Regions from separate parts of the Mus musculus genome. Here regions 1 and 2 are each linked to region 3. A link is a loop called in an ENCODE intact Hi-C map of the cell type or tissue named here. Cell type or tissue: left cerebral cortex. All regions are shown on one strand. Each heading gives the region's core, and the rest is flanking DNA. Links, peaks and the distances in the headings are about the cores only.

Evidence for each region. A loop is a pair of places that touch in the nucleus more often than their neighbours do. Peaks named below come from ENCODE experiments on the same cell type or tissue, not always from the same donor. Only the 100,000 strongest peaks of a DNase experiment are listed, where the experiment ranks them.
Region 1: it touches region 3 in a loop (2.5-fold over the local background); 2 of 42 quality-filtered maps call a loop at or near these places.
Region 2: it touches region 3 in a loop (2.2-fold over the local background); 3 of 42 quality-filtered maps call a loop at or near these places.

Annotation. Positions count from the first base shown.
Region 1 is chr3:103,749,912-103,757,523 of GRCm38, forward strand. It overlaps Hipk1 (homeodomain interacting protein kinase 1), which reads right to left. Exons shown (of 16, transcript NM_010432.2): 9 at 4,290-4,411; 10 at 3,469-3,603; 11 at 865-1,007; 12 at 292-474. Among named protein-coding and RNA genes, the nearest start is that of Olfml3, 16 kb to the left of the region's middle. In left cerebral cortex, for the core only: a CTCF peak has its summit at 3,303 (motif pointing right); a DNase peak (open chromatin) is centred at 1,872.
Region 2 is chr3:103,370,640-103,378,251 of GRCm38, forward strand. No RefSeq gene overlaps it. Among named protein-coding and RNA genes, the nearest start is that of Gm25869, 53 kb to the right of the region's middle. In left cerebral cortex, for the core only: a CTCF peak has its summit at 3,619 (motif pointing left); a DNase peak (open chromatin) is centred at 3,590.
Region 3 is chr3:103,054,869-103,062,480 of GRCm38, forward strand. It overlaps Csde1 (cold shock domain containing E1, RNA binding), which reads left to right. Exons shown (of 19, transcript NM_001161854.2): 17 at 481-644; 18 at 1,477-1,609; 19 at 2,018-3,318. The coding sequence ends at 2,065. It overlaps Nras (neuroblastoma ras oncogene), which reads left to right and starts at 3,417. Exons shown (of 7, transcript NM_010937.2): 1 at 3,417-3,572; 2 at 4,037-4,164; 3 at 5,333-5,511; 4 at 7,506-7,612. The coding sequence starts at 4,054. In left cerebral cortex, for the core only: a CTCF peak has its summit at 3,503; a DNase peak (open chromatin) is centred at 3,436; H3K4me3 peaks cover 1,496 bases; H3K27ac peaks cover 707 bases.

The sequences.
Region 1 (7,612 bases), core at 1,159-6,158, 690 kb after region 3:
CACACACACACACACACACACACACAACCACACAAAAATCACTCACTTTACTTCACATCACACAAATAGTAAATACAACAAAAATTAAAACATTATAAAAGTGGCCTGGACCTAAAGTGACAGGAGACACAAAAGATGATTATATCGAGAACACGCGGCCCAAATGAAAAGATCAGCTCATGCTCAACTTGGCAGGTACTTGCTACTTCATACTAAAATACCTATACTATGACAACCAATGCCAGACCACGTAACTCTCCATGTTAAGCGCAGGACCTAACATAGACTTACTTGGATGAAACTGGAGCAGACTGCTTATTCTTCTTTGAAGGGAGGGAACTAGACTGTTGTTGTCTGACAACATGGGCAACACCAACATTCAGAGGCTGAGCAGTGGCCAAGGTCACATGGTTGGTCAGCAAAGATGGCTGCTGCATAATAGTGCTGTACTGGTTGCCATGAGAGTGGGCATTCCTGTACCAACATAAAGAAACAGAAGAGTGACTCCCTGAACCACTAACATGCTGGACCAAATGGGTATTAAAGCCATTTAACCACCGCTATGTTTTACTTTTTACAGTCAGGCGCTGGGATTGTAAGGCTTTAAGATCTCACTGTGTCCTTTCCAATCAGGTAAGGCCTGTTTACATATGAAGTTCATGATTCCTGATCACAGAACCTTATATTTCAAAAATATCTGCTATTTTTCTTATGACTCTTTTTCTAGAATGATGATTCATTTTCTCAAAGGCCTTCAAACATAATAAATTTCCTTTCTTCCTAGCCTCTTCATACCAAGTACTCCTCCTTTCTAGGCTCCCACCACTCATGTGCAGAGGGAGAGGGCGGGTAGCTTGTGCTTGCCTCCAGTCAGCTAGCTGTTGGCTGCTCCCCATGGCCTCTGGAATCACTGCAGCAGGCTGGACAGAGTTGTGCAGAGCTACCCCGGGCAGCTGCTGCCAGGCTGAAGGCAGGAGAATTTGTTGGGTTCCTCCAGGCCAGGCTTGCTGCAAGGAAACACATAAAAGATCCAGACTTGACTCATTCGTAGCTTTTTATTTTGTTTTTCAGATGAAAGAAAAAGTTGTATCTTAAAAAAAAAATGTTTGTAGATTGTTAACTTGCAGAGATTAAAAAAGAGAGAGAGGCAATGCAGAGGGCTTACTGGTGGCTGCCAGAGCAGTGAAAGGGAAAGGGGCTGCTGGCATGCTTTGGCGACCAGCAGAACCTGACCCGCAAGCAGGGTACTAAGAAACAAAGGTCCCTGCAGGTATGGGTCTCTGTGCTGTCAAGAAAAGGAACCTGGAGGCTCAAGGAAACCCTAGTGAAATAATATTCTTTTCACAAAAGCCAATGAAGACTGGCTTAGAAAACAGAAATTCTAAAATTTGAATGCCAATCAGGTAAGACAACAGATCAATTCAACCAATAAAATATAGCAGACATGGATGACCAAATACTAAATGCTTTGGTAAATAAGCTGATATCAGCAAAAGACAGCTAAAAACATTACTTTTAGCTATATGATAGAATTAAAAATTAAGTCAATGAACAAAAATTTTTCTAAATAATTTTTAAAGCACCACATTGTTTTTAAAGGTTGCTCAAAACATATGTTTTATGTATCATTAGTAGAATTTTAACACCAAACTAATCACTATAGGAAAATAGAGTACTTCTAGTTTTTAAGAGACAATGATGGTGCTTAGGATAGACTGAGTAAAAAATTCATTTTCTGTACTTCATATAGAAACTGGCACTTTCTGAAAACACATATAACAGCAAGTTTCCTTTTTAAATCTGAGTTCCGTGGTGCAATTCACCTACTAGGGTACCATATGGCTCTGTTTCATGAATTTCAAATTGCAAGCCCATCAAAACAGTTTCAAAAATATTTCTGCAAGTAACAGATCCACTTGTTACAAATACTGGTTCCAAACAAGAAGCCTTCTGAGCAGAGAAACTGCAAACACGTCTGCTACCATAGGCAGAATTTAAAACAAAACAGAACAGAACAGAAAATAAGAGATGTTAAGTCACACCATGCGTCTTTCCATAAGCCAACACCTGCGCAAGACAAAGCGTGTAGTTTAATACAGAGCAAGAAATAACATTCCAATGGGAGGCAGAAATCTGGCGTTCCAAGCGACGAACTGTTTTGACAGAGGAAGAACAAAAATATGCAAAGCTTAACAAATGGCTAGAGCAAACTTAAGAAGAGCAGCAAAGGTGAAAGGTCAACTGACATTTCCAATCTCAAAACTATTATAAGTGAGCAAATTAAAAGGTGGGCTGGAATTGTGTCTGACTCCCTGGCACTCAGGTTTGATGCTTATGAGAAACAACCCACAGGTGACACAACTGCAAACCAAACAAGCTCCATGCAAGTATGTTTCAGAAAGCGTTTCCATTCATGAACACTTGAGAGGTAACAGAAATTTAAATCCACTGCGAAAGATAAATACCAGGAGATTCAAAAGTATCATTTAGGTTTGCAGGGGCTTACCTAATTTTAAATGTCAAATAATGAAATGCTGGATTTGAGATAATTCTAATTCACCAAAATAAACCAAAACAAAACACAGCCTAAATCACTCTGGAGGTTACAAATCCTAGAATACACTGCAAAGCCAGCTGTCTTGTTTCCATCTCTGAGCTGGACACACCCACCACTCAGCTATCTGAGCTGACTCTCTCCTTGGGACTTCTAAACAAAGATACTGTGCTTGCAAGTTTGTCAGCCATATTTCCATCTTTGTACTGCAATTTATTTGTAACATAATTTGTCAGAACAATCCCTACAAATAGGTCCACTTTTAATTTCTGATGAGCAGAATGCTCTAAGTGTATTTAATGGGAACACCCTTACATGGAAGATGAAAGGTGCCACTGATCATGAATGGCAAAAGCACTATCTTCAGACAGTCACAGAAGGAAGTTCACGGGATGAGAAAGCCATACGTTAAGGCCATTTTAAACATTTCCATACACACGAAAGTATTAGGAGATTACAATAACAAAAAGGAGCAGCTAGCTTGACAGGGAGTTCAAGTTTTGGCATCTGGATTCCTGTGGCAGGGCCACATGGAAGGCTGTTCATTTGCTCCCATCTCATAAGACCAGGGTAAGAGAGGGTAGAAAACAGGTGGAGTGCTGAAGCTTGCCTGCGGCTACACAGAGAGCTTTAACCACACCAGGCTTGCAAAGAAGAACCTCACAGATCCTCAGAGTCAAACAGTGCTTCAGCAAATGTTGGGGAGGAAACAATGAGACATTAAAGATGTAGCAAGGACACAGCCACAAGATGGCACATGCTTCCATGCCCTCTGCAAAGACTAAGCTAGGTTTTTTGGTTTTGTTTTTTGAATGAGAAAACCAGAAGAACAGAACAAAAACAAACAGGAAAAAATAAAAAAAGAAAGAAACCAAAGAAACTCCGTTAGTAACACAATCAAGTGAGGGAATTACCAGTACAGCAGCAGTCTGTTCAACCAGCGCCGGCCGGCCTGCTGCGCAGCTCAGGGTAAAGGGCACCGCATACTGCGGCGTGATGGTGGCTACTTGAGGGTGGAGAGTTGCTACCATTAGTGGTGTACAGCTTCCCTGAAATGTAGATCAGGCAGGTGAGTGAATGAACACCGAGGCAGGTTATCTGGGTTCAGACGGGTTTGCATCCCCCCAAGTTATAACTGACAATGAGCTAATTTCCTACCACCTAAACGCACATGCCAAACACAACCTTTCCTTTTCAGCCGTGAGTGGCTTTAGCCCACTACGCCAAAAGTCAATGATATCAGGTAAAAAGAGATATAGGAATCTTAGGTATAAGCTATAGGTCTAGGTCTTGAACCAGATTCAGAACATCCTATAGAACACAGGCATTTCACTTATGAAGAAATCTTCCTTCTACTCACAAAATAAGTTTTTGGATTTCAGAATTTCTGGTTTGTTGTGGAGCACAAACATTTACACATGGAATTCAAAGTGTAATGTTGTATACTATACACATCCTTCATGATTTTGTCTATGACCTCAGTTTCTCGATCATCTGGAAAACTCTGTACTCTCATGACATTTCTCAATGTACAGAGCGCCATCTCTACAAGTCTAAAGAGACAATGGGAGAGTTGTAAAGGACAGGAATAAATATTCTGCTTTCTTAGAGATATTTCATTTTAAGACGTCTGAATCATGAGCAAGAAAGATCTTATAGTCAAAGCAAATACCACTTTTTTTTTTTTTTTCAGGACAAAATATTTGTTTCTCAATAGTGCTGCTCCGGCTTTTACCTGTGTGAGTACTCCTGACTGGATCTGCAGCGGCTGAGCAGCAGGCGCCTGGGGTACAATTGGCACAGCATTATCCATCCTCACAGGGAATCCAGAATGCTTTGTTGTTGCTTGTAGTCCAGCTGGTGAAGAAAACATGACAGTGAAACGTCTCTGCTGGGTCTGAACAGATGCTGGGTCATTACTGTGTGTTTTCTTCACTGCTCAGGTTTAATTCTAGACAGTTAAGACAAAGCCTTTCCACTCACAAAAGATACCACAGTTAAGAAAAGGAGGCTATTCCCTTCAAGTTAAATTAGTGGAAGGCATTTAATGCAGGGAAGGCTGGCTTAAGGGAATATAAACTCTTACTGTTAAAATACTTATTTCATCCCCATTATCAGTACAAGCAAAAGCCAGACAACCTCCACTCTTAAGTCACATTTACCTTGCAGTTCACTAGGGGAATGGGTGAGGAAGAGCGAGCTTTCACAGTGAAATCTATCAAGAACAGAGAACTGAGCATCACTCGAATACCAGCGCTGTCTTACTTATCTCACCTGATTGTGCTTCTAGCATAAACAACACTTCCTGTAAATGGCATTGTCTTGCTCTGGGGGAAAGGGCCCCACACAGTTCATCTGGTCAAGTCTATAGAGCCCAGGAAGATTTCTATGTTCCTACCCTCCTGCCAGCCCTCTCACCAGACTTCACATTTCTGTCCAGCCTCCCTCCTGTCTGCTAATGCCTGCAATTCTGCTAAGTGAAGACACGGCATGTTAATTAGAAGACTCCTAAGCTATGGGCAATCCTACTCCCGTTCTGTCTCTTCCCTCACTCTAGCAGAGCCCCAACTGGTACGACTCTGCGATCTTCCTGTTTTGGTCTTCCAAATGCTGAGACTACAGGTGTGTGCCACTCTTCCTGGCCTACTCTGAGCATTCCTATAGAGTGCCACATGAGCGTAATACTGCTATTTCCAGTCAGTCCTTCAATTTTCTGTTAGTACTTTATGATTAAAAAAAAAAATGTATTCTAGACAAGTTCAAAAACGGAATAGTAAAATCTGATTTAAAACTTTTGGAGATAATTAAAATTTAAAGATATTAAATTTGAAGATACTAAAATGTAAAAGTTGTCAGCCATGCAGCCTGTGGCACTATTATCCAATAGGAAAGCTAACCCATTCAAAACTCTTGTCTACAGTCTTTGGACAATGACTGACTCTGGGACGGTATTGTATATTAGCTTCCCAAAACTTATAGGCACTTATGAAGCAGACACTGGGAGGAGGAATGCTCACTGTAGTAGCTTATCTATGGCTCCCAGAGTGGTAAAATAAACGGGGACAGGATTACAGACTAGCTACAACCGAGCACATGGATACCACACTGCTCAGCTGGAGAAGTGTGGAAAGGAATTTGCAGAAATGACCTATGAATGCCAGACTGCTGCATTTGCTCAGCAGTGTGGCTAAGTTACAACTAGCTGCTTCTTTCTACCACAAATAAAAACAAGACTACCAAAGGGCATTCATTTGTCCTGGAATCCTGACCTAAGAGAACAGGAGTTATTTTTGTTTTATTTTTCTGAATTTAGTACTTTAAATATAGAGAACTACAGAAATGTGAAAAGAAGGTAAACACTGCCTGATACTCTTAAGTGAAGCCATTTTGTAAAAGAATATAGAAGAGCGAATACTCTGAAGTCACGGACTGTTGGACAAAATCAGCTCATGGCTGAGGTTGGTGGGTAACCAGCAACTTTATACAACTAATCCTAAAAGGCAGTATGGAGTATTTCAATACATACGTGACGATAACCCCATTGCCTAGGTTCTAATGGTTCAACCATAAATTACTATATTACTTTTGGCCTTTTGGCATAAGCAGGTTTTGTCATTTATAAAATGGGTTGACATGACCCACCTCCTAGAGCCATACATAAGGATAAACTGATACCTGTAAAGGACTGTCTGGCACATATGATAATGGACTTCAGGTATCATCATTACCACTTTATTATAAACCCCTTCTCATCCAAACACTTTAAATCTGTTCTATAGGCGCTCAGGTTATCTAGACTTCTTAAACTGGAAGATCCACGCCCCCCCCCTCAACTCCCAAGCTTACATTTATCAAATTATACCAAAGTGAGTTCTCCCACATTTCCCGTACTGTCTCAGTTTACATTTTGTTCTGTAAAGAACTCAAAAGTTCTTTTATTATTTTATCTCAGTATCATCTGAGAATCGGCAGAGAATCTCGGACTCTTACATTTGAAAATTGTTCCCACAGAACTTACTTTAGAAAGGGTGAGAAGAGGGATAGCTAATTTGCTACAGTCTATAGATGATCAGTTTGTGACAACCCAAAATATAGAATCTACTCCTATGAGGTATATATAGAAAATAATTTGGTAAATTAGGCTAAATTTGCATTTACGGATTGTGAATCTGCTCCTGCGCTCCCCCTGTGGTCTCTCCCTGGCTTACACCGCTACCGCTCTCCTGGCCTCCCGGGGAGCTCTCAGTTTCCCCCAGACCCTCATTTCCTTCCGCTTGCTCCGACTCTGTCAGAAACCAAACAAACAAAAGTCACAATCAATAAGTAACTTAAGTAAAAAGATAAAAAGGCTACCTGCTTCTATATAAAATGCTCTGAGAAGCCTGGATCCTGGTTTATTCCCACATTGACACCAAGCTTCTCTTTCTCTTTTTTCAAAATTAAGGGTTTCAAGTTTGTCTACAGAGCAGTGGGTTTCATCATAGCACCCTCAGTCATGCCATGACACTTGGTCTCATTCATTCCCTTTCCTAGTGTCCTGCTCCTCCGGACTCCCGGCAGGCAGTTCTCTTCCCTCTCCCAGTTAGTCCCTGTGATGGATTGTATATGCTCAGCCCAGGGAGTGGCACTATTTGAAGGTGTGACCCTGTAGGTGTAGGTGTGTCACTGTGGGTGTGGGCTATCAGACCCACTTCCTAGCTGCCTGGAATTCAGTCTTCTCTTAGAGGACAGCAGATAAGATATATAACTCTCAGCTCTGCCTGTGTCATGCCTGCCTGGACACTGCCATGTTTACACCTTGATGATATTCCACAATTAAATGTTGATCTTACAAGGACTGCCTTGGTCATGGTGTCTGCTCACAGCAGTAAGGACTAAGAGTCCCTCCTCTGCTTTCCAATTACAAGTTCTCCATTAGCCCATTTCCACCTTCCTTAAGATCTCTTCCCCCGCTGGGCAGTGGTGGTGCATGCCTTTAATCCCAGCACTTGGGAGGCAGAGGCAGAGGCAGGCAGATTTCTAAGTTTAAGGTCTAGAGTGAATTCCAGGACAGTCAGG
Region 2 (7,612 bases), core at 1,159-6,158, 320 kb after region 3:
CACACCCATTCTGATGTGCTACAGCTTCGGTTTTTCTTTTATAAAGATTTATTTATTTTTATGTGCATTGGTGTTTTGTTTCCGTGTTTGTCAGCGTGAAGATTTCAGATCCTCGAGAACTGGTCTTAGAGACAGTTTTGAGCTGCCGTGTGGGTGCTGAGATTGAACCGTGGTCGTCTAGAGGAGCAGCCAGTGCTCTTCACCACCGAGTCATCTCTCCAGCCCCAGCCTGTTCTCCCTGCTGTGAGGTGGAGGTGATAATCCTGCAGGCTGGAAGGAGGAGATTACCACGTGTAGAATCCTAGGCACAGTCCTTGGCAGATGTCTGTTGTGCTCGTCAGGAGACAGTTTGAGATAGTTCTACTCTTCTGTCCTGAGCTACAGCCACAGCCTAAGCCAGGCTAACTTGAAACTCCTTGGAGCCAAGAACAACCTTGAACTCTCTACCTTTCTGCCTTTACCTCGTGTGCTGGGATCATAGGCTCCGCCATCCTGGCTATCCCTTGCTTTTACTCTTTGTTTGGGGGGTTGGGAGAGATGTAGCCTGTGACCCAGGCTGCTTTCATTCTGAGTGCAGGGGCTAAAGGTGTATGCCACCACACCCAGATCCCCAGTTCTTATTAAACTGTCTTTTGGGATTGTCAAGGCCCAGAGATCACAGGGCTTAGGAAAATGTTGAGATTTATTGCACATGTAAAAAAATGCACAAAACATATTTGCATGGAATTAAGAGCAACTAAAATACAGGCATCTAGCAGGGCCCAGGCTTTGAATTTACATAAACAAACCCTGCAAGATATCACTATGTTGTGTAAACTGCCCTTATACAGCATGATATTTGAGAGTGGGGCTCGCCAGGCGTGGTAGCACACGCCTTTAATCCCAGCACTGGGGAGGCAGAGGCAGGCGGATTTCTGAGTTCGAGGCCAGCCTAGTCTACAAAGTGAGTTCCAGGACAGCCAGGGCTATACTGAGAAACCCTGTCTCAAAAAACCAGAGAGAAAGAGAGAGAGAGAGGGAGAGAGAGAGAGAGAGAGAGGGAGAGAGAGAGAGAGAGAGAGAGAGAGAGACTCAGCATACCTATTGTCTTTCCTTTTTAATGCTGTATAGTATTTCACATTTATGGATGTCACTGTCAAGAGACATTGCTTAGGACTTGAGGTGTATGTACAGGTGTAGTAGGACATTTGCCTGGGTCTCACCTGTGAATATGGTTCAGTCAGTGTGTGGTTTATGGAGGGCCTGAGGAGGTGGCTGAGAGCTAGAGTTGAGCCCTTCACTGACATTCGGAAGTATGTTTCGTCCTCAGCACTGCAGACAAAAAGGGATATTGCTTTGTTCTGGGTTACACATCACAGTGTACGCTCTTGGAGACTTCTCCTGGTGTTATGTGCAGTAACCTCATCACCATGATACATTGCTATTCGATGTAACATTTTTCAGTAGGGGCTACCTCTTTTCTGTTTGCTTTTAGAGACAGTGTCTCACTCTAGTTCTTCGCATCATTCACTGTGTATCCCACACTGGTCTTGAGAGGCAAAATCTACTCCATCTTGAACCAGCCTCCATCTTAAAAGAAAAAGAAGATATAAAACCTGAGAACTTGACCCATAGCTGAACCCAAGCTGCACTCAAGCACCAGGGAGGCCCATAGCTTGTCCTTGGCCAGAGTGACTCCCTAGCTACTTCCTAGCAACAGTTAACCAACAATTAGTCTGATTGTTTCAGATGTACTTTCAGGCCGATTGCATACAGTCCTGCTTCAGATCACCCACCTGTCCCTTTACAATAGTCATTCAGTTAGATGCTTTCCAGGTTGGACACCCCCTCACTTGCCTCCATTTTCTATAAAACCTTGTCCCGTTGAGAGTTCAGGGCCGCTTCACCAAACCGTCCTGTGGGTCGACCCACAGGACGGTAGTGAGTAAGTCCAAACACGAGTTTGTAATAAAGAGATCCTAATGTGATTGCATCCATGCTGGCTCCTTGGTGGTCTTTTGGGCTTAAAAATGAGTCACTACAGCCTCAGTCCCACAGCCTCTGCCTCCTCAGTGCTGGGATTAAAGGTTGGCACCACCACCTGTGGCCCAGGTATTTCTTAATAGCTACTGGCTTATGACAGCTTAATTGGTCACACATTTGCCTTTTCTCAGTAATACATGGCATGACAGTGGGCATCTGATGTAGAGATTGTGTAGCAGGCTCTGTAGTAGTACCTTTGTAGGTAGGTGGTACACACCCAGGATCAAGCACTGTAAGGTAGGAGGATTGGAAGTTCAAGGCCATTCTTAGCTACCCGGGGAGTTCAAAGCAAGCCAGGTACATGACACACCGTCTTCTTTTCTTTTTTCTTTTCTTCTCTTTTCTTCTCTTTTCTTCTCTTCTCTTCTCTTCTCTTCTCTTCTCTTCTCTTCTCTTCTCTTCTCTCTCCTCTCCTCTCCTCTCCTCTCCTCTCTTCCCTCCTCCTCCTCCTCCTCCTCCTCCTCCTCCTCCTCCTCCTCCTCCTCCTCCTCCTCCTCCTCCTCCTCCTCCTCCTCCTCTTCTTCTTCTTCTTCTTCTTCTTCTTCTTCTTCTTCTTCTTCTTCTTCTTCTTCTTCTTCTTCTTCTTCTTCTTCTTCTTCTCTCCTCTCTCTCTCTCTCTCTCTCTCTCTCTCTCTCTCTCTCTCTCTCTCTCTCCCTCCCTTTGAGGCAGGGTTTCTCTGTGTAGCCCTGGCTGTCTTAAAACTTGATATATAGATCAGGTTGGCCTCAAACTCACAGGGATCCACCTGCCTCGCCTCCGTGCCAACTGAGACCCTGCCTTTAAAAGGGCAGGGATGGATTTAAGGGAAGCAGCTAGGAATTCAGCTTGGTTAGCAGAGTGCTTGTCTAGCACGCACAAGGTTCCATCCCCACCACCATAGCAACTTAATGACATGTCCTGGGATTGGAGTGATACTCCAAAGTGGTGTTGAGCCAGACTCATACACTCCAGCTCTCCTGACCGGGGTTAGAGGCCATTGGCTACTACTGCTGTAGCTGCTCAATGTGCTGCGCTACCATCATGCCTTGTGTGGCTGCACACAACCTTCTGTGACATTTGTTCCTCCAAACCTTCCTACACTGAGGGAAGAAGTAGCTACCCCAAAAGCTGGGCCAGCCTGGTGTGGGCTTCCCATGTGTGCACCCCAGGCTAATCCACTCCAACACATCGTGTAGCCCCTACAATGCCATTGCTGCCTCCTTGCAGCCATGGAGGTTGCATCTGCTTTTTGTGCTCCCTCATGGTATGGGCAAGGGTTCCCTCTTGCTTGTTAGAAGATCCGTACATCCATTTGCCTGCTTTTAGGCTAGATCTTCCTTTAATAGAGAAATGAGCATCTGTTCTGTAACAACCACCTGGCGTCTGAATGCGCTTGTCTGAGAAATGGGGACAACAGTAGCGTTCTCCTTGACACAATATGACATGCAAGGGGTTGGTTTAGGAGTCTGAGCCCACGGGAATTCTGGGTAAGAACCAGCTGTTGCCTGGAGAGATGGCTCAGTGGTTAAGAGAGCTTGATGCTCTTGCAGAAACGGAGGGAGGTTCAGTTCCCAGCATCTATATGGCAGCTCCATTTCGGGGGGGATCTGGCGCCCTCTACTGGATTCTGTAGGTACCAGGCACATACCCAGTGCACTTTCATAATGTAGGCAAACTATTCATACATATACGATGAAAAATGTAAGACAGGGTGAGGGAGCTGTTACAGGAGGCTGTGATGATGAGTCCCTTGGTGAGCAGTTGACATTGGACGGCTGTTCCACTGGTCACCTTCTGTTTCAGATGAGTGGAGGAAGACTGGAGCAGCCATGGCCCTTAAACAGACCCCTCTCCTACTCAGGTCCCTCCACCTACCACTGATATCTCTTTTATTTTGCCTTCTGAGAAAGATTTAACCAGCTACCCTTGTGCCCTCCTTGTTATTTGGGTTCTTTGGGATATAGCATGGTTATTCTGTACTTTATGACGAATATCCCACTTATAAGTGAGTACATACCATGCATGTCCTTTGGGGCCTGGCTTACCTCACTCAGGATGATATTTTCTAGTTCCATCCATTTGTCTGCAAATTTCATGATGTCCTTGTTTATTTTTTTCCATTTTTATTAGGTATTTAGCTCATTTACATTTCCAATGCTATACCAAAAGTCCCCCATACCCACCCACTCCCCCTTTTTGGCCCTGGCGTTCCCCAGAAGATGTCCTTGTTTTTTGTTGTTTTTTTTTGTTTTTTTAAATAACTGAGTAGCGTTCCATTGTGTAAGGAATTCCTTTACAGACAGGAATTCTAATTCACAGGGTAGTGTATTTGGAGAACGAGAGTGTGTATGTGTGTGTGTATGTATGTATGTGTGTGTGTGAGAGTGTGTGTAGTATGTATCTGTGTGCTTGAATGCATTGTGTGTGTGGTATCTGTGTACATCATGTACAGTATGTGGTGTGTGTATGTGTGTAGTGTGTGTATGTGCATGTTTGTGTGTGTGCTCTTGCGTGCTATGTGAAGTCGCCCCACAGCAAGGCTTTGAACAGATTTATTTTGTACCCACTGAAGCTTTGCTGGGCGGACATCCTGGTTCAAAACCTAGGGCCAGTGACGTTGATGGCCAGGAGGCTGCACAGCAAGGAGTGCTTTGGTGGGCGTGATGATGGAGGCACTCTGGTGGAACATTCTAGTGAGATGCACAGGTGGTTTGTTTCTGTACCTTCCTGTGGAAGTCCCTCTTCCCCTTTAGGTCCCCTCCCCCCCTTACCCACAGCTCGATGAGGCTTGCTTCTGTGGCTTGCCTCCGCATTTTCCCTCTGAAGCTCTGCTTTCCCTCCTGCCACCCCCCTCCCCCGGCCTTGCAGCAAATTCGGGGGGGGGGGTCTTCCCACCTTCCCGGCTGCTCCGAGAAGACTCAAGGAGCCGCAGGTGCCAGCCGGAGTAAGACAAATGACAAAAACTCCTCAGCTTCTGTGGCACCAAGGCCAGCACTGATAACCAGCTGCAGCTGGTGCCTATCCTTGACAAAAGGAGAGGTAATCAGAGGTCACACACAGTTATGGCCGGCCATAAAACTAGTCCCTGATAGCCCCACAAAAGACAATCTTTAATCCCCCCTCAGCCTCGAGGTTCTGCCTTACCAATGGTATCGAGTCTGAGTTATGATTTATCTCACCTGCCTTCCCTCCTCTTCACCCTAACCATTCAAGGGATTTCTGACTACGATGTATGTAAGGGTTAAGACACCCGAGATTGTGTGTGTGTGTGTCACACTCCATCTTACTCTGTGGGAAGGTTTGCGATCCGAGTCTGACTCATTTTCTCATTTTCAAGAAAAAGACTTTCATGCCCACTTGCAGTTGACTCTGCACTCCTGACACCCCCCCCCCCCCCGTTTCCCTCGGAATCGGAGCATAACACTAGCAAGAGTCTCTCCTTTTACCAGCATTGAGACCTCTGCTAGAGCTCTGGAGCCCCTTCAAAAACCAGAAGGAAGGAGGATCCGCTAATTATTTTTATTGAATTGTTGTTGTGTTTTGTTTTTCGAGATAAGGTTTCTCCATGTAGCCCTGGATGTCCTGAAACTCGATTGGTAGACCAGGCTGACCTCACACTCACAGAGATCTGTCTGCCTCTGCCTCCTAAGAGCTGGGATTAAAGGCAGCCATCACCACTGCCTGGCTTACCTAATTTTTTTTTTTATGTGTGCGTGTGAGTGTTATGTACATGTGTGCGCCAGCACCCATGGAGGCCAGGACAGAATGTCAGATCCCTTGGAGCTTGAATAACGGGTATTTGTGAGCCACCTGATGGGTGTGGGAACTGAACTATGACTTCAATCTTCATAACAGAGAAAGCAAGCTCTTAAACGCTCCAGCCCTGGGAGAAATTAATTTTATCAATAAGACTGAAACTTTCCCTTGTTGCCCAGAGGCGCTAATTCATGTGTCTTGATTGGGTTACTATTTGCTGTGATAAAACAGTGACCAAAGACAACTAAGGAATGAAGGCACTCACTTCATCTTCCAGCTGCTGTCCATCATCCAGGGAAGCCAGGGAAGAAACTCAAGGTAGGAACCTGGAGGCAGGAGCTGAAGCAGAGGCCATGGGGGAGTGCAGCTTACTGGCTTGCTCCCCATGACTTGTTCAGCCTGCTACTAGGGTGGCACCTTTCCCTCATGCCCAAACAAACCTGGCTTAGTTGGGGCACCCTGTTTGACTCTGCTGTTGACTTAAGACAGCCATTTAGTTTTAAAGTATGAGGGGGAAAAAAAAATCAAGTCTCATGGGACTGTAACTAAAGGGTCACGTGGCTGCAGGACAAGACTGGGAGGTGTCTGAGGGGTCTCAGGAAGCTGCAATGTAAAGGAAACAAACTGGAGGGGCTGAGGCTGTCGGACAGGGCAGAGGATGATAAGAGAATTCTGAGTTTGCAGAACAGAGCAGAGATAACTTCATGACAAGCCCTTTGCTTAGGAGTGAGCTAGAGGCTTGGCTGGTTCGGAAGGAGAGCCACTGTTCCTGGGTCTGGTTCCAGGGCTTGGGGTGTTTGAGTCCTGAGTTAGACTGTGAGCCTCTGCTTGGTGACAAATCACATCTTGACAGACTTAGATCTGGGAAAAAACAAAAAACAAAACATTTTTTTTTTTTTTTGTTACTGAGGCTCTCCCAAAAGGCCTTATATAAACTAGGCAAGTCCTTCCCCAGGGAGCAGCACCCGATTACCCACTGTTGCACATCTTTTTTTTGTTTGTTTGTTTGTTTGGTTTTTCGAGACAGGGTTTCTCTGTGTAGCCCTGGCTGTCCTGGAGCTCACTTTGAAGACTAGGCTGGCCTCGAACTCAGAAATCCACCTGCCTCTGCCTCCCGAGTGCTGGGATTAAAGGCATGCGCCACCATGCCCGGCTCTGTTGCACATCTTTACTGACTTTATTTGTGATTCTAGAACTGAGCAGCTGCCTAGAGCAAAGAGCCTCACTCTGATGGGCAAACTGTCTCCTCCCCAAACCTCTCTCCAGGGTCTTACAGTGTCTTAGTTGGTGTTTACTGCTGTAAACAGACACAATCACCAAGGCAACTCTCTCTTTTTTTTTTTTTTCGAGACAGGGTTTCTCTGTATAGCCCTGGCTGTCCTGGAACTCACTTTGTAGACCAAGCTGGCCTCGAACTCAGAAATTCACCTGCCTCTGCCTCCCCAGTGCTAGGATTAAAGGCGTGCACCACCACGTCTGGCTTTTTTTTTTTTTTTTCCAATGCAAGTCTCATAAAGGACAACATTTAATTGGGTTCAGTCCATTATCATCAAGGCAGGAGCATGGCAGCATCCAAGCAGGCATGGTGCAGACAGAGCTGAGAGTTCTACATCTTCATCTGAAGGCTGCTAGCAGAATACTGGCTTCCACACCCACAGTGACACACCTACTCCAACAGGATCACACCTAATAGTGCCATTCCCTGGGCCATGCATATACAAACCATCACACACAGGCTAGGCCAGCCCCAGAATGGCAGGTTATATTTATAGCCAGAGAACAGGAAGTGAGTTGCAAATGTGAAATCCAGGACCCTGAGACAGCTAGATTAGTAACAGCTGGAGAGTTCCTTTT
Region 3 (7,612 bases), core at 1,276-6,275:
TCCTGAACTTGGTCAGGGAAAGTCATCAGCCAATATTTACTTGCTTGCTTGCTTGCTTACTTGTTTATTTTTAAGACATGGTTTCTCTATGCTGTTTTGGCTGATCTGGAATTCACCCTCTTGAGTACTGGCATTTAAACTTTCATGGATGTCTCAGTTTTTTAGACTTTATTGCTTTGGGACAAGGGATAAAGTAACAACATTAGTGAGGAGAAAATAAGTGTGATTATTAATAATGTCACTTGGTGGGGATTGTCTTAGTCATGCTTAGAATAGAATGAATGGCAGTTGTTTCAGAGGTATGACTTTCCTGATGAATTCTATCATACACCAGCTGAATTTAGCTCATCATTAGTAATGCCATGTTTTCTAAGTCCTTTCTAATTAGGGTTAGCATTATCTTTCAAAGTGAATTGCTCTTCCTTTCTGTGGTATGTGTTCTCCATTGTAAATTTTGTTTTGTGTGTGCTCTTTTTCCAGTTTGGCTTTATTAACTATGAAGTAGGAGATAGCAAGAAGCTCTTTTTCCATGTGAAAGAAGTTCAGGATGGCGTTGAGCTACAGGCAGGAGATGAGGTGGAATTCTCAGTGATCCTTAATCAGCGCACTGGGAAGTGCAGTGCCTGTAATGTCTGGCGAGTCTGGTGAGTTTCTATGGTTTATTATGGTTGGAAATAACTGCTCTGAGTTCATCCCTCACTCATTCATGCATTCTGTGCTTTCTTTGCCACTCTCCTCTGGCTGGGTTTAGTAGGAACTATTTTACACTTCTATCTCTATCTAATTTTGTCTTTTTCTGCTAGTCATTGCTTTGTTTGAGATAGGTCTCAGTTTTATATCCGTGACTTACCTTACTTTCAGCTTGCTGCCATGTGCCACCATATCTATTTTTCTATCTCTGGTATTTATTGTCTGGCTTTGAGTCCTATAACCCTGACCTGAGAAACACTTAGGTACTATGATGCGTTAGCACTGTGTGTGCTGTAGCTTAAATACTAAACGGTTATATGATCCTTGTACTTAAGAGTTTAGCTTATTGGCTCGCTCTTTCTGTCTACTCACTTTTAGACTTTGTGCTGCTGAAATGTTTGAGATAGGTCTCAGTTTTATACCTTAGTCATTCTAACTTATGCTATTAGGTTTTTAATCTCAACATTGTTCCTTTAAGAGATAGGAATCTAGACCTATTTCTTCATATTTGGCTTTTTTTCAAGATTTTTTTTTTTTAACATCTTTTACCTTGTTTTGTGTATCTGGAATTAGTCTCTCTGTTGACAAGTCTAGGATTCTTTATAGCTCCAATGCTGTTGAAACTCTGAGCTGGGAAGTATATATAAACTTGTCTGTCTTGTCTTGCTAGCTAAGATGAGGCAAGAAGAGTCTCCCTCATTAAAAGTGAGTCATTTGGGTAGGGAACATACAACTGCTTGCCTTCTTCCCAGCAATTGTTGGTTCTTCTCACTTTCACTCTTACAGTGAAGGCCCCAAAGCTGTTGCAGCTCCTCGACCTGACCGGTTGGTCAATCGCCTAAAGAACATCACCCTGGATGATGCCAGTGCTCCACGTCTAATGGTTCTTCGTCAGCCAAGGGGACCAGATAACTCAATGGTATGATTTCATTAGGGATGTGAGGGAGGTCAACTAATAATCTTACTTGAGCTTAAAGAAGTTAGTGAAGCAAGCAAGGGTTGCTTATCACTAATTTGGACTCCCTAACACATTAATTCAGACCCTAATAGAGTAGATGCTTTCTATAAGAAGCACTTCTTTCCGTTTTGAGATAGGGTCTCATATGTAGATTAGAGTGGCCTTGAACTCCCCACTCTCTGCTTTGCCCATGGTAGGATAACTGATTACACCAAGAAGTGCATTTCTTGGTATATTCTATTTAATAAGTTTCTTACTCTTAGGAGAGAATTGGTAGTGGATATGATAAATACTTTCATAGTTGATTTTAGAATTGTATGTTGTGATTGTCAATACACTCAAATCATTAACTGTTATATTTCTTCATAGGGATTTGGTGCAGAAAGAAAGATCCGTCAAGCTGGTGTCATTGACTAACCACGTCCACAAAGCACATCATTAATTCACTATGGTCGAGTTGGGGGGATTCTGGTGAAGGGTTCTGAATATCTTTCTCTTCATCCCTCCCAAAATCTGGAATACTTATTCTATTGAGCTATTACACCAGTTTTAACACCTTCCTCGTGTTATGTTTAAAGAAAAAAATAAATAAATTTAAGAAACCATTTTAAAATTATGCACAGTTGCAGCCTGGAAAACTTAAAGGTGGCGCCTTATAGTGTCAATTTAGGAGCTTTATTTGGTGCATTTAACGCAACTGGTAATTGCAAATTCCACTTGGCCTGTGTAAGTGAACAATGCAGACTGTTACTTTGTTGGCCCTATGAAATTCTGCACTCTAGTCAGTATATACTCTACCTTCATGACTTAACACTCAGCTGCATTCTTTTCCTATTTTTTCCCTGTTCATTATGCTTTAATTCTGAGGACCATATGAAGGTAGAATATATTACCTTTAAAAATTGCAAAAATTTATATAGCAAACGATATTCTTAAGTTGATGGCCAAATGTTAAAATGTTATTTTCATATCATTTATAATCTTGTCACAATCCACTTAACGAAGTTTGATTACATTTCAGTGAAAATTATCTTCCCGAGTAGTTTTTTTTTTTTTTTCTTCCTGGGATGGGGGGGGTAAATAACTTTACTACAATTAGTATGTGTGGTGCAGAATTTCATGCAAATGAAGTGTGCCAGCAGTGTGATAATTTAAACATATTTAAACAAAAGACGAATGCACAAAATTGCTGCTGCTTAGATCACTGCAGCTTCTAGGACCCAGTTTCTTTTACTGATTTAAAAACAAAATGAACAAAAAAATAATAATAATAAAAAAGTTGTGCCTGAAATGAATCCTGTTTTTTTTAATAAATAGCCCCGTGGTTCCAGTGCCCTGTTCAATACAGGCACTTGATCCTTGGTGTAGCTTCTGTTCAACTTTGTATCACGGGAACGGATTGGCCTGATTTCTCGGCCTTCATCTTGAATTGGCCCCAAACAGGGTCCCTGGCAAGTGGAGTGAAGGCTTTTTGTCTAACAATGACAAGGGTCAGCTCAGGGGTTGTCGGGGAGGGCGCTTTCATCTTCCCCGTTGTCATTTGAGGTTTTGAACTCTGGGTAAAGAGGCCGTTTATCTTTGTAAACACAAAACATTTTTGCTTTCTCCGGTTTTATGTTAATGGCGAAAGAATGGAAGCGAATAAAGTTTTACTGATTTTTGAGACACTAGCACCTAGCGCTTTCATTATTGAAATGGGGGCGGGGCGGGGCTGGACTGGGTGCGGCCGGCTGCAAGACTCTAGTCGTCGGCCCACGTGGCTGGGGCGGGGACTGGGGCGCCTTGGGCGCCTAGTGATTACGTAGCGGGTGGGGCCGGAAGTGCCGCTCCCTGGCGGGGGCTGTTCATGGCGGTTTCGGGGTCTCCAACAGCTTCTCAGGTTGAAGTCCAAAAGCCTCCCGAGGCGGGGTCTGCGGAGTTTGAGGTAAAGCTCCGGCCTGCCTGGCGTCGGACTTCTCAGCGTGTGAACGCCTGGCGGGGCGGGGAGACGCGGAGACTTGGCGAGCTGAAACAAAGGCTTGGGTGGGGGACTCTGGCTGGCTCTGGGGTGATTTTCGGAGCCGGAAAGGGGAGTTTCGGGAAGTGGTTGTGCCAGGCGGACCCCAGAGCTTGGGTTTGCAGGAATTGGAAGAGGGGGGTTCTTTTCCCGTAAACTGAGGGCGGGGCCGAGTAGATTGAAAAAATAGTCGCTGGTCTTTAATCCAATAATCTGGCCCGCACTCATCTGCAAGGAATGCTATGTTTCTGAATCACTTTGAGAACTTAGTGGAAGGCCACGTGTATCGAATGGGTGCCTTAGAAACAGAAGAGTTTGGTAAACTCATAGAAGCCCTTGAAGTATTGTAGGTTTGGTTTGCCAGTTTAATCGTAATTGCTGCTTTTCTACAGGTTTTTGCTGGTGTGAAATGACTGAGTACAAACTGGTGGTGGTTGGAGCAGGTGGTGTTGGGAAAAGCGCCTTGACGATCCAGCTAATCCAGAACCACTTTGTGGATGAATATGATCCCACCATAGAGGTGAGGCCCAGCCCCTGCCTGGCCCTTATCCTCACTTTGGGCTTTCTCTTGCCCATAACGGCTCTTTGAAAGTAAAGAGAAGAGAAAGCAAGGAGGTATTCCAAAAAAGCAGTAAACAAGTTCGTGCTTACTGAGGATTTCCTTTTAAAAGAACACAGTTTTCATTGTTTCTTTATGTCACAGCTCTTTAATAGAAACGTAGGTCACAAGGAAAAAGATTGTAGGCGATCATACAGTGAGGATAGAGAACTCAGAGCTCTGGATAGTCTGAAGTTGTCATTTTTGATCTAGTCCAGATTGAGTTGGGGTAGAAACAAGTTGAGATTTTGAGTCATTGTATCTAGGAATTTCTTCACAATTTAGTTACGGATATTGAGGAAAATCACCTAAATCCTTACAAGTCTCATATTTCTATATGACGTTAAATTTCTATCACTTCCCTGGGATTAATGGTGCAGGTATGTATAAGTCCAATTTGTAAGCATTCAAGAGGCTGAGGGAGGAGGTTTCAATTTCTAGGCTTGCCTGAACTACTTACTGAGGCCCTGTTTACAAAAACCAAATATTTTTTTCATGTGTAAACCTGTTCTAACACACAGGAATGTTAGTTAAATTCAGATGTCTACACAGGTTACATTTTAATATATTCATGAAACAAAATATAAGCACATTTCCAAAACCACAGATAAGGTCTTCTAAGTTTGGACTATTATATAATAAAAATAAGAATTTGGCCATAAATCCATACTAGATGTTTCTGGTTTTGTTATTTTTTATTAGTGGTTTTGTTTTCTTTGGTTTTTTGTTTTTGTTGTTGTTGTTGTTATTGTTTGTTTGTTTTTTGTTTTTGTCTTAACCTCATAACTCAGGCTGGTTTTGTTTTTGTTTTGTTTTTTTTTGAAACAGGGTCTCACTGCACTACCCTGGCTGGCCTGAGACTTGAACTCACAGATATAAATTCACCTGCCCTTATGTCATGTGTGCATGCATGCGTGTGATTATGTATGTGTATGTTTGTTTGCTATTCATGCTACTGTTAGCGGGTTGAGGGTAAATCACATAGGTAGGCGTATTCATCCTGGTTAATTACATTTCTCTGGTTTTAAATAAAGATTGAGCCTGTCCTTGTCCCCCCCACCACCACCTCCTCACTCTTTCATATTCCCAGGATTCTTACCGAAAGCAAGTGGTGATTGATGGTGAGACCTGCCTGCTGGACATACTGGACACAGCTGGACAAGAGGAGTACAGTGCCATGAGAGACCAGTACATGAGGACAGGCGAAGGGTTCCTCTGTGTATTTGCCATCAATAATAGCAAATCATTTGCAGATATTAACCTCTACAGGTACTGGGGATATTTTCTGAAACAAAAAATTTGTATGTGCTCTGAAACTATACTAAAGTATATGGACTTAGGAAACATACAACTTTTTAACATTTTGGTGATATTGTTTTGTTTTGTTTTGTTTTGTGGAGGCCAGAACAAGTGCAACAGCAGATATGTGCCATGGGAGGCAGAAGACAGCTAATAAAAGCTCCCTCCTTAGGGCCTGGGCATCTTGGCTTAGTTAGCAGGCGCCTTTGCCCATGGACCATCTTTAAACCCCAAATATTAAAAAGAATCTGCTAGGCAGTGATGGTGCACACCTTTAATCCCAGCACTCAGGAGGCAAAGGCAGGCGGATTTCTAAGTTCGAGGCCAGCCTGGTTTACAGAGTGAGTTCCAGGACAGACAGGGCTACACAGAGAAACCCTGTCTCAAAAAACAAAAGAAAGAAAAAGAGAAGAATCTGATTTTCACTGAGTGTGTGGTGTACTGTCACGGTACTACTCGGGAAATGGGGTCTGCTACAGAGTAACAGTAAGACTTCTCAGAGAACTGGTGAGTTTCAGAGCTATTTGGGCCCTAAGGATTTTAGTACAACATTCTTACTCATTTTACATTTTTGAGACAGGATGTTGCTATGTATCCCAGACTTACCTTGAATTTAGCACTTGGCCTCAGCCTTCCAAGTGCTAACTTTATAGGTATATGCCAACACTCCCAGCCAATATTCTGAGTTCAGAGGTGTTAGATTTTCAGAGTTGTTGTGATTTTTCTGTTTGTTTGTTTAAGTTTGGTCTGGTTTTAAAGACAGGGTTTCTTTGTGTGGCCTGGAACTCTTTGATCAGGCTAGCCTTGAACTCACAGAGCTCCACCTGCCTCTGCCTCTGCCTCCCCAGTTCTGGGATTAAAGGCATGCACCACCACTGCCCATCCATATAGCAGAGGTAGACCCCCAAAACACTGGGTCTCTCTCTCTTACAGCAGCATTCTATCTTTAGTCACTGTCAAAGTTAAAACATGGCTCTGTTATTAATTAGCTAAGTAACTTTAGGACAAAATACTAAATCTGTGTGTCTCTGTGTTTCTGAATTTATTATAAGAATACCTCCATCAGCCGGGCGTAGTGGCGCACGAGGTGTTGGCAGACTTACAAAGTATACACAATGGGTCAGACACTGTTCTGAATATGTATGAATTTGTTTACTCTTGGCAACTTTATGGGGGAGGTATTCTTTTTTAAGAAGATTTAGTTTTATTTCTGGGTACGCGTTGTTTTGCTATGTCTATGCACACATGGGCCTGGTGCTCAAGGAGGCCAGAGGAGGGTTCCAGATGCCTTAGAACTGGAGTTATAGATGTCTGGGGCCCTGTGTGGGTACTAGCAATTGAACCTGGGTCACCTGAAAGAGTAGACAGTGTTCTTAATCCCTGAGCCATCTCTCCAGCCTTGAGGGAGGTTTTTTTTTTTGGTTTTTTTGTTTTTTTAATTTTTTGAGACAGGTTTTCTCTGTAAAGCCCTGGCTGTCCTGGAACTCACTCTGTAGGCCAGGCTAGCCTCAAACTCAGAAATCTGCCTGCTTCTGCCTCCTGAGTGCTGGGATTAAAGGCATGCACCACCACACCCGGCTAGAATTTTCTTAGTGTTACGTATCTTAAGTTATTTAGAATCCATAAGCTCTACTTTCTGTACTTTTAAGCTTAATCTAAAGAACCTTTTGTAGTTTCCAATTAAACCCAGAGCCAAGCTCCTTGGAAAATATAGGAGCCTAACAAGGACATGCATCAGTATATTGGAGCTGGAAGTGAACTGGTATTCACAGCCTCATACAGCTTCTACACCAAGTCTAAATTGACATTCTTGACTTAGCAGGTCTAGAGTTGTATGAGTGTGTAAGCTGAGTAATAGTAGCTGGAAGGATTTTGTAAATTTACCACTTCCTTTTGTGTGCCAGCGTACTCCTCCAGAAAGCTTGCTTTGCTTATTATGATCAGCTGCCTGCTCTTTGTTCTAGGGAGCAAATTAAGCGTGTGAAAGATTCTGATGATGTCCCCATGGTGCTGGTAGGCAACAAGTGTGACTTGCCAACAAGGACAGTTGACACAAAGCAAGCCCACGAAC